Linked DNA regions of Homo sapiens: all the other regions are linked to region 1. Evidence: read pairs that join two places in POLR2A ChIA-PET (ENCODE). Cell type or tissue: B cell. All regions are shown on one strand.

The links. Peaks named below come from ENCODE experiments on the same cell type or tissue, not always from the same donor. Only the 100,000 strongest peaks of a DNase experiment are listed, where the experiment ranks them.
Region 2: POLR2A ChIA-PET joins it to region 1 with 9 read pairs; 4 of 35 experiments call an interaction of 5 or more read pairs at or near these places.
Region 3: POLR2A ChIA-PET joins it to region 1 with 7 read pairs; 6 of 35 experiments call an interaction of 5 or more read pairs at or near these places.

Annotation. Positions count from the first base shown.
Region 1 is chr11:117,184,060-117,188,059 of GRCh38, reverse strand. It overlaps SIDT2 (SID1 transmembrane family member 2), which reads right to left. Exons shown (of 26, transcript NM_001040455.2): 8 at 3,921-3,986; 9 at 1,837-1,930; 10 at 1,424-1,476; 11 at 611-682; 12 at 361-432. Among named protein-coding and RNA genes, the nearest start is that of SIDT2, 7.3 kb to the right of the region's middle. RefSeq lists an enhancer at 1-339. In B cell, no CTCF peak of the experiment used is centred here; a DNase peak (open chromatin) is centred at 2,099; H3K27ac peaks cover 3,426 bases.
Region 2 is chr11:116,913,442-116,917,441 of GRCh38, reverse strand. All of the region lies in intron 4 of SIK3 (SIK family kinase 3), which reads left to right. Among named protein-coding and RNA genes, the nearest start is that of APOA1, 78 kb to the right of the region's middle. In B cell, no CTCF peak of the experiment used is centred here; a DNase peak (open chromatin) is centred at 331; H3K27ac peaks cover 1,205 bases.
Region 3 is chr11:117,339,100-117,343,099 of GRCh38, reverse strand. All of the region lies in intron 3 of CEP164 (centrosomal protein 164), which reads right to left. Among named protein-coding and RNA genes, the nearest start is that of CEP164, 13 kb to the right of the region's middle. In B cell, no CTCF peak of the experiment used is centred here; no DNase peak of the experiment used is centred here.

The sequences.
Region 1 (4,000 bases):
TGGGGAAGCCATGCACATAGAATCTTTCTGGCCCCACAGCCGGCAGTCAACCGGAGCCGGCAGGCACTGATTGGCAAAACAGCCCTACCCCCACCCCAGGTCTACCCATGGCAATGCACAGCTGCCGCATCTGGCCAGAGGGGAGGCGCCGCTTGAACTGGTCGTGCCCTTCAAAGGAAAGGGAAAGTTACCAGGGAACTGGGGCCAAGGAGGAGGGGATGAGGGAAGAGAGGGGTTAGGAAGACAGCAGGCCCTTCCCAGGTTCCAGCATCTGGCAGAAGAGGCAACCGCCCACCGTGACATTTTACCCAGACAACACCGTCCTGCACCACACCGCCCCTCCCAGCCTGGCCCACTCACCCTGGTAACCGTAAGAGAGGTCCCCAGTGCCAGCGCTGTCAACCAGACCATCGGTAGATCCAGAAACATTCTCTGTGGGGAACGATCAGTGGTGAGGCAGGAAGGAGAGGCCGCAGGGAAAGGGGCTCTGAGCATCTGCAGAGGGTGTGGGGGCTGGAGGAGGTGGCTCCCACTTTACCGCCTCGGAGGTGGTGGCCTAAGGAGACAAGGTCATGTCCCCAGCAAGCACGGTGCTGGCTTTGACACGTACCAAAGGAGCCATAGTTGTAACCCTCATAAGGGGAACTGCCAGGAAAAGAATCAGCCAGGACTCGAGGGTGACCTGCAATGAGAAGTCAAGGTCTGTTAGCACTGGACGAAGAGAGAGGCCTAGAGCCAGGGAGAAGAACAAAGAAAGGTCCAGAGAAGACAGCCACAGGGAGGCCATGCCAGCAGACGAGAAGCAGCACCTATCCAGGCAAACACACCCCACTGCTGCCACCACCACCCGCCCCAGCCCCCTGCCTGCCTCTCCCATGGAAACAGCACCACCCTTTGTCTTCCCTAAGGAGAGAGAAAGTTCAAGAACAGGCACATCTAAGTTACCAGCAACAAAGACAACACTGGCCCGCCCACGAGCCCTCCAGACAGCCCTGTGCTGCACCCTCCCTCCCCTACTCTGGACTCCAGCTCCTCTGCCCACAGCACCTGGAGCTTACCAAGGAGAGAAGCTAAGAGAGAAGGTCCCACGCAGGAGGGAGGACAGAAAGAGAGGGAGGGGTGGAAGAGAGAGAGAAGGAAAGGTTAATAATCCCAGAGACCGTGGGCCACACTGCCCAAGGCAGGCAGACACCATCGCTAGACATGGAATAAACCAAGCAACACCTCAGCCTCTGAGGTGTGCATGTTAGGGATGCATGGACATCATATCCCAGCCTCATTCCCATCTGTGGAGTGTTACCCCCATCTGAACATCCAGAAACCCCCAGCCCTTCCTCCTCCAACCCCCTAGGGAACCATCCACCACCACCCCCCAAAACACAAAGCACACTGTGCCCGCCCCACCCAGGCCCCCTGGAGGTACCGCTTTCTGGGCAGGCTCGGTCAATGGCCACCAGCAGGGTCTTCTTCTTCTGCCTGCATGGACAGAACCCACAGGCCACCCAGATGGGACAGGACAAGGATCACTCTGTATGGGGCTGACTTTCCTTCTACCTCTCTGCTCCACTCTCATCGCTATGACCCTGTCCTCCACCCTTTGTCCCAGGGTTCCTCACAGGCTGGGGAGCAACATGGGATCTCCCTGCTTGGGAAGAAGGTTGAGGGGAGGGGATGGTTTCTAGAGAGGCTCATGGGCCACAGACTCTAACAGCCCCACCATCATCTGCTATGGATGGTGTAGATTACCCTAGGCTGGCTCAGATCCTGCCAGGTGATCTGCCCCACACACCTGCCCAAACCACCCAGACCAGGGGAGGCCCAGCAGTTCCACTTTACCTCCAGTTCTCCCAGCAGGCCAGGAGGACGGTCAGCAGGTAAAAGGAGAGAAATATACCCAGGCAAAAGAGCATCCCACTGACGTATGCCTCAGCTTCAAGGAGGAAACAGGAAGGTGGACAGGTCAAAACCTTCCACCACCTCCCATCATGGCACCCAAAGGCCTTCATGTCCTCCTCCACCCAGCTCAATCTCTCACCCTTCTCCCCTCAAATGTAAGGCCCTGCCTAGCCAGTATGAACAACTGGCAGTTCCTCTAATACACCAAACTCTGACACACTCCTATTTTTGCTCATGTTGCTCCCTGGGCTAGAACTTTCTCTTCTACTTTTTTTTTTTTTTTTTTTTTTTTGAGACGGGCTCACTCTGTTACCCATGCTGGAGTGCAGTGGCACGATCATAGCTCACTGCAGCCTCCAACTCCTAGGCTCCATCCTTCCACCTCAGCCTCCTGAGTAGCTGGGACTACAGATGTGTGCCACCACGCCTGGCTCATTTTTTTATTTTTTATAGAGATTGGGTCTCGCTATGTTGCTCAGGCTGGTCTTGAATTCCTGGCTTCAAGCAATTTCCCTGCCTCAGCCTCCCAAAGTTCTGGGATTATAGGCGTGAGCCACCGTGCCTGGCCTCTCAAAAATTCCACCTTGACTTAACCCTCAAACCACAGCTCAGGGACTGTGTCCTCTAGGAAGCTTTCTCTGTCCTGTATTTCCACAGTGACCTGTTCCTTGCTCACCACAGCTCTTAACTGCCTCCTGTTCCTCTAGACAGGACCCCGCCCCCACCAAGGACTGCTGCCTTAGCATACCACCTGGCATATAGGAGGTGCTCCATAAATATTTGCTGAATAAATAATCCATGTAAGAGAGGCACCCTGGCCGGGCGCGGTGGCTCACGCCTGTAATCTCAGCACTTTGGGAGCCGGGGCAGGTGGATCACGAGGTCAGGAGATTGAGACCATCCTGGCTAACACGGTGAAACTCCTTCTCTACTAAAAATACAAAAAATTAGCCGGGCGTGGTGGCGGGCACCTGTAGTCCCAGCTACTCGGTAGGCTGAGGCAGGAGAATGGCGTGAACCTGGGAGGTGGAGCTTGCAGTAAGCCGAGATTGCGCCACTGCACTCCAGCCTGGGCAACAGAGCAAGACTCCATCTCGGAAAAAAAAAAAAAAAAGAGAGAGAGAGAGAGGCACCCTCTGGCTGGGCACGGTGGCTCATGCCTGTAATCCCACACTCTGGGAGGCCAAGGTGGGCGGATCACCTGAGGTCAAGAGTTCAAGACCAGCCTGGCCAACATGGTGAAACCCCCGTCTCTACTAAAAATACAAAAATTAGCTGGGCATGGCGGCAGGTGCCTGTAATCCCAGCAACTCAGGAGGCTGAGGCAGGAGAATCATTTGAACCCGGGAGGCGGAGATTGCAGTGAGTAGAGATCTTGCCACTGCATTACAGCCTGGGTGACAGAGCAAGAGTCCATCTCAAAAAAAGAAAGAGAGGCACCTTCTTTCCCCTCCTATCACAGTCCCTTAGGGCCCCATTTAATCATTCAGTAAATATTTATTGAGCACTGAGTAGGGGCCTGGTACTTTCCTGCTAATTTTATCTGCTAATTTTGTGCTAGCCCTCATAACTTAGTGAGATTAACTGGACAAATTTTACTCCCTCTGTTATAGAGACAGGGAAACTGAGACTCAATCTTATAGCAGTGTTTCAATGACAAATTAGGGTATGTTTCTGAATATGAGATTAAGAAACATCCTTCAGAATAAATAAGATTATAACTATGCTAACAAAGCAAAATTAAAGCTCTTTCTTACAATCAGGTTACACTGCTGATAAGTGGCAGAAAGTGAACTGGACCTCAGTTCTTCCATCTTTAGTCATGAACTCTCTGTACCACATCACACTGGAACTCACCTCCCGGCCCTCCCCATCTAGAAGCCTGCCAAGAACACTCCCCGTTCCTACCCCACCAGCATATCTGCATCCTCATCACCCACTTCAGGGCACACCCTATATCCCAGGTCTGAAAGCAGGAGCCAGAGAGGCTTGTCCATCCCCTCTCAGCCACCTGCAGCACTCACACGTGACTGCTTGAGACACCAGCACTGACAGGGTTTTCTGGCGGTGCCCTTGATCGACCGGTTCATCTGGAAGTAAAATG
Region 2 (4,000 bases), 270 kb after region 1:
TACTGTGCCCAGCCTCTTACCTGTAGTTTCTAGTTTAAGAAGTTTTAGAAGAACATTGATATTCTATCCATTTAGAGTAGTGTTTTACTTTTATTAGTGGCTATAGAAACTATAAGAACTATAGAAAAGTTATAGAAACTTACAGTTCTTATAGGAACTCTAAGAACGTTTATATAAGTCTGCCCAAGGTCATGTGTCCTCATGAGGATCGTAAGCTCCTCAAATGCAAGTTGATGTTGGGAAGGGACTAACGAATCACCCAGAGTGCTCCTTCACTCTGATTCTGAGGGAGTCTTTATTGTGTTGTGTGAAGCGTGTTGGAAGCCAGGTGTGGTCGCACGCACCTGTAGTCCCAGCTACTCAAGAGGCTGAGATGGGAGGGTCGCTTGAGCCGCAGAGGTTGAAGCTGCAGTAAGCTATGATTACACCATTGCTCTCTAGCCTAGGCGACAGAGCGAGACCCTGTCTCTTAAAAAAAACAATAAAATTTTTTACTTTTTGTAGAGATGAGGTCTCGCTCTGTCGCCTAGTTTGGTCTTGAACTCCTGAGCTCAAGTGATCTTCCTGCCTCAGCCTCCCAAAGTGCTAGGATTATAGGCATGAGACACTGTGCCTGACCTAAAAAAAAAATTTTTTTTTTTTTTTGGCTCACACCTGTAATCCTAGCACTTTGGGAGGCCGAGGCGGGCGGATCACGAGGTCAGGAGATCGAGACCATCCTGGCTAACACGGTGAAACCCCGTCTCTACTAAAAATACAAAAAATTAGCCGGGCGTGGTGGCAGGCACCTGTAGTCCCAGCTACTCAGGAGGCTGAGGCAGGAGAATGGCGTGAACCCGGGAGGCAAAGCTTGCAGTGAGCTGAGATTGCGCCACTGCACTCCAGCCTGGGCGACAGAGCAAGACTCTGTCTCAAAAAAAAAAAAAAAATTTGATGTGATATTATAGAAATTTAAAATTAAAGCAATGTCAAAAAGAGTGAGGCTGACTTTTTAGGCAAGCCTTTGCAAGGTGGCAGAATATTAGTAAAGGTCCCCATTATATCAGAATCTGGTTGTCATTTATGAGTTCTGAAATATACCTTATCAGTTCTCTTAAAATCATAAGAGAGTGAGTATAATATTTGTATCAGTTTTCTTAGCATCAAAAAGTACAGTTTGCTAGTGGTAGGCATGGGTATTTCATCTAGTCTTTTTAAAATATCCTGATTTGAGTGGTCTTTGGCTCGTCTTTGCGGAGGTTATACACAGACCATCCTTAATTTACCATCTCAAGTAGTATACAGGATCTTTTCCCAGCCAGTGACTTCTGAATCCTCAGAGATTTTCAGTGTTCCAAGAGATTCATGTCATACAAAGTGATAATGACTTTTCTATTTTTTAGAAGTTAATAAATGAAATAATTACTTAGGTCTTTCCGCCCTTCTTAAATGGAATAGTTTGAGAGCCTCTGAGTATAAATCGAGTCTACCTGCTGGCAGGGCGCTAATGAGCATGCTTATGACTTGGTCATTCCATTTATTGTTCAAGTAGTTGGTTATCATAATAGCTTTGACCAGGGTACAGTTTTTCATTGTATTTTATTAAGTTTACATCTATTATGGATCACTGGATTATATAAAGCATAAAGAACACTAATGTTGAAATTCAAATTGATGAGGATAAAAATGATAATTCTGTAATGCCTCAAGACAACCTTCACCAAATTCATGATTTGTCTTTGTTTGGCCATGGTTCTTACACAGCACATCAAATTGTTTCTAGGGCCTCAAGAAACAAAGTTTAAAAATGTTACATTACATACATACACACAAAATATGTATATACCACATGTATATACATTTTTTACACACATATCCGTATCTATATCTATCTATCTATATTATATCCAGTTTGATTTATTGGGAATAAAGACTATCTACATTCATAGTATATTATTTGCAAAGAAGTGCTAATAAGTAATGACCCAATATTTGTTAATCCATTTCATTATTTAAAAGCAAGGCATGAAAATAATTCATTTAATCAAGTCTGGTTTTTAGGTTCAAACATGTAAGTGTTCCAAATCCTAGGTCATGAAAAGTATTCATCTGTTTTGTGTATTATAATCTCAGTATATTTGTGGCTTCCAAAGCCAGGTGCCGTGGTTCATGCTTGTAATCCCAGCACTTTGGGAGGCCAAGGCGGGAGGATCCCTGCATACCAGCCTGGGCAACATAATAAGACCCCATCTCTATCCCACCGCCTGCCCCCCCGCCCCATCAAAAAGAAAAAATACACATACACACACACACACACACACACACACACACACACACATATATGGCTTCCTACTAAACATGATATATCAATTTTAAATAAATACTTTTTCTTGAATAATTGAAATAAATAGTGTGGGTCACTTGTATGATGGGATAATATGAATTTGTCTTAAAATTCATAGTGAACTTTTAAATTAATTTTTAATGTACTAATGTAAAATAAAATGTCTTTTAGCTAAAGTCTCTTCTGTATCATAAATCATAGAAAAATGACAAAATTATTTTTAAAATTTCTTTCCCGGGAGGTTTTTAAGATAATACATTCCTTTGAAAGGAGTTTGTGAGTCAGAAAAGCTGGAAAATAAAAAGGTAACTGTACTGATTTCTTTACATTCTAATCCAAGTATACCATGGTTTTCTTGATCAGATTGAGTGAGTCTCTGAACTGTTGATAGAACCTTCTTCAGGAAAGCCCCATTTCTCTAGAATATACCAATTGCCCCTCTGGAACTTTTCCTTAAAACTCATCCAGTGGTTATAATTATATAGTTACATGTGTGCTTGTTTCATGTGTATCTCCCCCACTGGACTAATCTGCTACATGAGGGCAGGGACCATGTCTGTCTTGTTCACCTTGTACTGAGAATACATTTGTGGTCCATCAAAAAATTGAGGAGGCAGGCCGGGCGTGGTGGCTCATGCTTGTAATCCCAGCACTTTGGGACCTGGGCGGATTACCTGAGGTCAGGAGTTCGAGACCAGCCTGGCCAACATGGTGAAACCTTGTCTCTACTAAAAATACAAAAATCAGCCAGCTGTGGTGGCACATGCCTGTAGTCCCAGCTACTTGGGAGGCTGAAACAGGAGAATTGCTTGAACCCAGGAGGTGGAGGCTGCAGTGACCCAAAATGGTGGCATTGCACTCTAGCCTGGGCGACAGAGTGAGACTCCATCTCAAAAAAAAAAAAAAAAAAAATTGAGAAGGGGAGTACTTTATTCCCATTATCATATTTTCACATCACCTTTCAGTTGGGTTACTTTTCAGATGTCTGCTCTCATTTGAAGTTTTTTTTTGTTTGTTTGTTTCCTATTAGCTTTAATCTAAGATAGTATTTTGTTACCTACTCTTAATTTCTAGGTAACACCTTAGAGCTTCTTAAGTGACAATCCTATCTTCTTTTCTCTAAAAGTAGGCTTCTGCTTATCAGACCATATGTCTTAGTTTTTAATTTGGAAAAAGGTTTTTGTTTTGTTTTTTTGTTTGTGGTTTTTTGTTTATTTGTTTGTTTTTTTGAGACACAGTCTCACTGTGTCACCCAGGCTGGAGTGCAGTGGCCCGATCTCTGCCCACTGCAACCTCTGCCTCCTGGGTTCAAGTGATTCAAGAGAATTTAAGGGGACACTGATTCATCCTGTTCTATAAAAGGCACACTAAAATTTTGTATACCATGCTCACCTATCATTATTAGAAACTTACCTGATTAAATGATTAGGCTTTTATTGTTCTTGTTGATATTCTTTACAATCATGACTATGATATACTCATTAATGTTTTTAAGAATTCCGATGAGTACTGTTTGCATGTGTTGTAGAAAGTGTCTCATTATAATCCTTTCCTTTATACATCTAGTCAGTACTGAGTTTGATGCAAAGATCCTATATTGAGGAGGTGTTTGGGGATTTATATGAGAAGGGTTGGATGTTGCTATCTAAAATAAATAGAGTGGAGAAGACTGGTTTA
Region 3 (4,000 bases), 160 kb before region 1:
CAGGAGATCAAGACCAGCCTGGGCAACATGGTGAGAACCCATCTCTACAAAAAATATGAAAATTAGCATGGTGGCATGTGCCTATAGATGCAGCTACCCAGGAAGCTGAGGTGGGAGCTTACATTCTAGTAGAAGAGACAGCCAGCAATGAGCCTGAGAAGGTCAAGGCTATACTCCAGCCTGGGGGACAAAGCAAGACTTCATCTCAAACAAACAAACAAACAAAAATTTTGTTGTACTCTGGAAATCAAGAATTTCAAAAAGCTCTTTTGCCACAGAACTGAAGGACAGTGGAGATATATGTACTGACTTAAGAGCTATCTCAGCCAGGCATGGTGGTTCATGCCTGTAATCCCAGCACTTTGGGAGGCCAAGGTGGGCAGATCACTTGAGCTCAGGACTTTGAGACCAGCTTGGGCAACATGGAGAAACCTCGTCTATATAAAAAATACAAAAAGTAGCCGGGCATGGTGGCATGTGCCTATAGTCCCAGCCACTTAGGAAGCTGAGGCAGGAGAATCGCTTGAGACAGGAGGCAGTGGTTGCAGTGAGCTGAGATCCCACCATTGCACTCCAGCCTGGGCAACAAGAGTGAAATCCTGTCCAAAAAAAAAAGAGCTATCTCACGTACAGGAAAAAAGATAAATGACATAACCGTTGGAACATGTCACCAGAACCCCCAGAAATGATTAAATAAATATTCAAATGACATCAATGCTTAAGCTGGTAATAGCCCAGGCCAGAAGGGCATCACCAATGAGCCATCTCAGTGGAAAATCTGGAGGTTGACATACCCGGGAACTAGGAAAGAAAAAATATTTTTTCAAAGGACTGCCTGGAACTTGATTGGCCAGAGACTAATTTATTCATTTTTCACAAATATTTTTGAGTGCCTCCTATGTACCAGTCACTATGAGCCATGAGTAAGAAAAAAACTAGTCACTGCCATTATGGAGCTTACATTCTAGTAAAAGAGACAGCCAGCAATGAAGTAAACAGATAAATATACAAAAAATTAAAGCTTCTGATAAATGCAAGAAGGAAGTAAATGAGGTAGGAGCTAGAGAACATCAGGGTGGAAGAGCATTCCTCTAGAAATGATGGTCAAGGAATCGAGCTATTGCACTCCAGCCTGGGCAACAAGAGTGAAACTCCATCTCAAAATAATAATAACAATAATAAAAATTATGGCCAAGGAATGCCTCTCAGCAATGTTGACAGTTAACTGAAACCTGCATAAGTGAAAGGAGGCAGCCATGCAGAGCACTGGAGAAAGAGCATTCAGGCAGAAGAAGCACAGGTGCAAAGGACCTGTGACAACCAGTAGCTCTGGGGACTGTCAGAAAGCCAGTATAGCCAGGTATGGTGATGCACACCTGTAATCCCAGCACGTTGGGAGACTGAGGTGGGTGGATTGCTTGAGCCCAGGAGTTCAAGACCAGCCTGGGCAACACGGCAAGACCCCATCTCTACCAACACAATACAAAAATTAGCCAGGCCTGATGGTATGCACTTGTGGTCCCAGCTACTTGGGAGGCTGAGGTGGGAGAATCACTTGAGCCCAAGGGGTCAAGGCTTCAATAAGCCAAGTTCACACCACTGCACTCCAGTCTGAGTGACAGAGTGAAACTCGGTCTCAAAAAAAAAACAAACAAACAACAAAAAAAGGCCAATGTGACTGGTAGAAAGAGCCAGGTCACAGAGCCCTGCAATCCCATCAAGGGTGTTATGTTGAGTATACTGGGGATGCGGGGGGACTAAAAGCACAGCCCTGACATGATCTGCTTTATAAACAGTAAGGCTAATTAGGAAGCTACTGAGATAGCCCAGGAAGAGAAAATGGTGGCTTGAGGTTAGAATGCCTACACCTGGACTGGGCCGAAGAAAGTTTTTATAAACATCCTTAGAAAAACCTTTGACTCCATTTACAACAGCAACCAAATGTATACAAATTTAAGAAACAGGCCATTCATGGCTAGGTGCAGTGACTCACACCTGTAATCCCAGCACTTTGGGAGGCCGAGGCAGGTAGATCACCTGAAGTCAAGAGTTCAAGACCAGCCTGACCAATATGGTGAAACCCTGTCTCTGCTAAAAATACAAAAATTAGCTGGGTGTGGTGGCGTGCACCTGTAGTCCCAGCTACTTGGGAGTCTGAGACAGAAGAATCACTTGAACCTGGAGGTTGCAGCGAGCCGAGCTCACGCCATTGCAGTCCAGCCTGGGCGACAAAGTGAGACTCCGTCTCTAAAGAGAAAGTAGGAAAGAAAGAAAGAGGCCAGTCGTAGTGGCTTATGTCTGTAATCCCTGCACTTTGGGAAGCCCAGACAGGAGGATCACTTGAACCCAGGAGTTCAAGACTAGCCTGGGCAACACAGTGAGAGCCTATCCCTACAAAAAAATTTATTTTAATTAGCCAGACACATGACATGCACCTGTAGTTCTAGCTACATGGGAGGATCACCTGAGCCCACGAGTTCAAGGCTGCAGTGAGCTATGATGGAGCCACTGCATACTAGCCTGGGTGACAGAGTAAGACTGTCTCTAAAAACAAAAATATGGAAAACAAAAAAAACACCCTATGCTATAAGCAAAGTCCAGCATTTAACATGAGATCCATGTATTCCTAGAGATGCAAGAATTGTGAACCCTGCTCTCAAGTCCATGAACCACCTGAATTATAAGCAAACTTTGTATGCCTAGATCATAACTCGTCAGAATTTCAAAGAAACTTTCACTCCAAATAATTGCATAGTGCTTCAAAGTGCAGGCCCTATGGCCAGGCACAAGTGGCTCATGCCTGTAATCCCAATCCTCTGGGAGGCCAAGACGGGGAGATCACTTGTCAGTTTGAGACCAGCCTCGCCAACATGGCAAAACCCCGTCTCTGTTAAAAATACAAAAAAATTACCCAAGCACAGTGGCACGCATCTGTAGTCCCAGCTACTAGGGAGGCTAAGGCAGGAGATTCACTTGAACCTGGGAGGCGGAGGTTGCAGTGAGCAGAGATCCCGCCACTGCCCTCCAGCCTGGGCGACAGAGTGAAACTCCATCTCAAAAAAAACAAACTAACAAAAAAAAACAAAGAACAAAGTACAGGCCCTAGAGCTTGAATACCTGGAGGTGGATTCTAGCAACACCACTTAGAATAGAACTGTATATCCACAGGAAGTTAATCTTTCTGTGCCTTGATTTCCTCATCTGTAAAATGGGGATAATAATAGTACCTAACTCATGGAGTTGCAGTGAGGGTTGAAAAGGTAATACATGGGCCAGGCATGGTGTCTCCCGCCTGTAATCCCAGCACTCTGGGAAGTGGAGGTGGGAAGATCACTTGAGGTCAGTTTGAGACCAGCCTGGCCAACACTGCAAAACCCCTTCTCTACTAAAAATACAAAAATTAGTTCCCCAGGTGTGGTGGTGGGCACCTGTAGTTCTAGCTACTCAGGAGGCTGAGGCATGAGATTCGCTTGAACCCGGGAGAGAGAGGTTGCAGTGAGCCAAGATCATACCACTGCATTCCAGCCTGGGTGACAGAGTGAGACTCTGTCTCAAAAAAAAAAAAAAAAAAAAAAAACAAAAAACAAAGGAAAAGGTAATAAGGTAATACATGCAAAGTGCTTAAAACAGACGCTGGCACATAATAAGTTATGTTGTTATTGTTACTAATAATGTTATTGTTGTTTAAAAAAACACTGCTCTAAGTTCGTGCTTAGGAAATTGGGTTTCCCCTGGTCTCAGAACACACTGTATTTAGATACCCCCTACTATGTTTCCATTTAAATCTAATCACTGCTCTAACCCAAAGACAGCAAACTTTTTCTGTAAACAACCGGAGAGTAACTATCTTACCCTTTGTGGGTCATATACCTCTCTTAACAGCCACATATCTCTGCAGCTGTAGCATAGAAGCAGCCACACACAATACATAAACCATTGTGGCTGTTTTCCAATGAAGGTGTATTTACAAAAATAGGCAAGTAGCCAGGCAAGGTGGCTC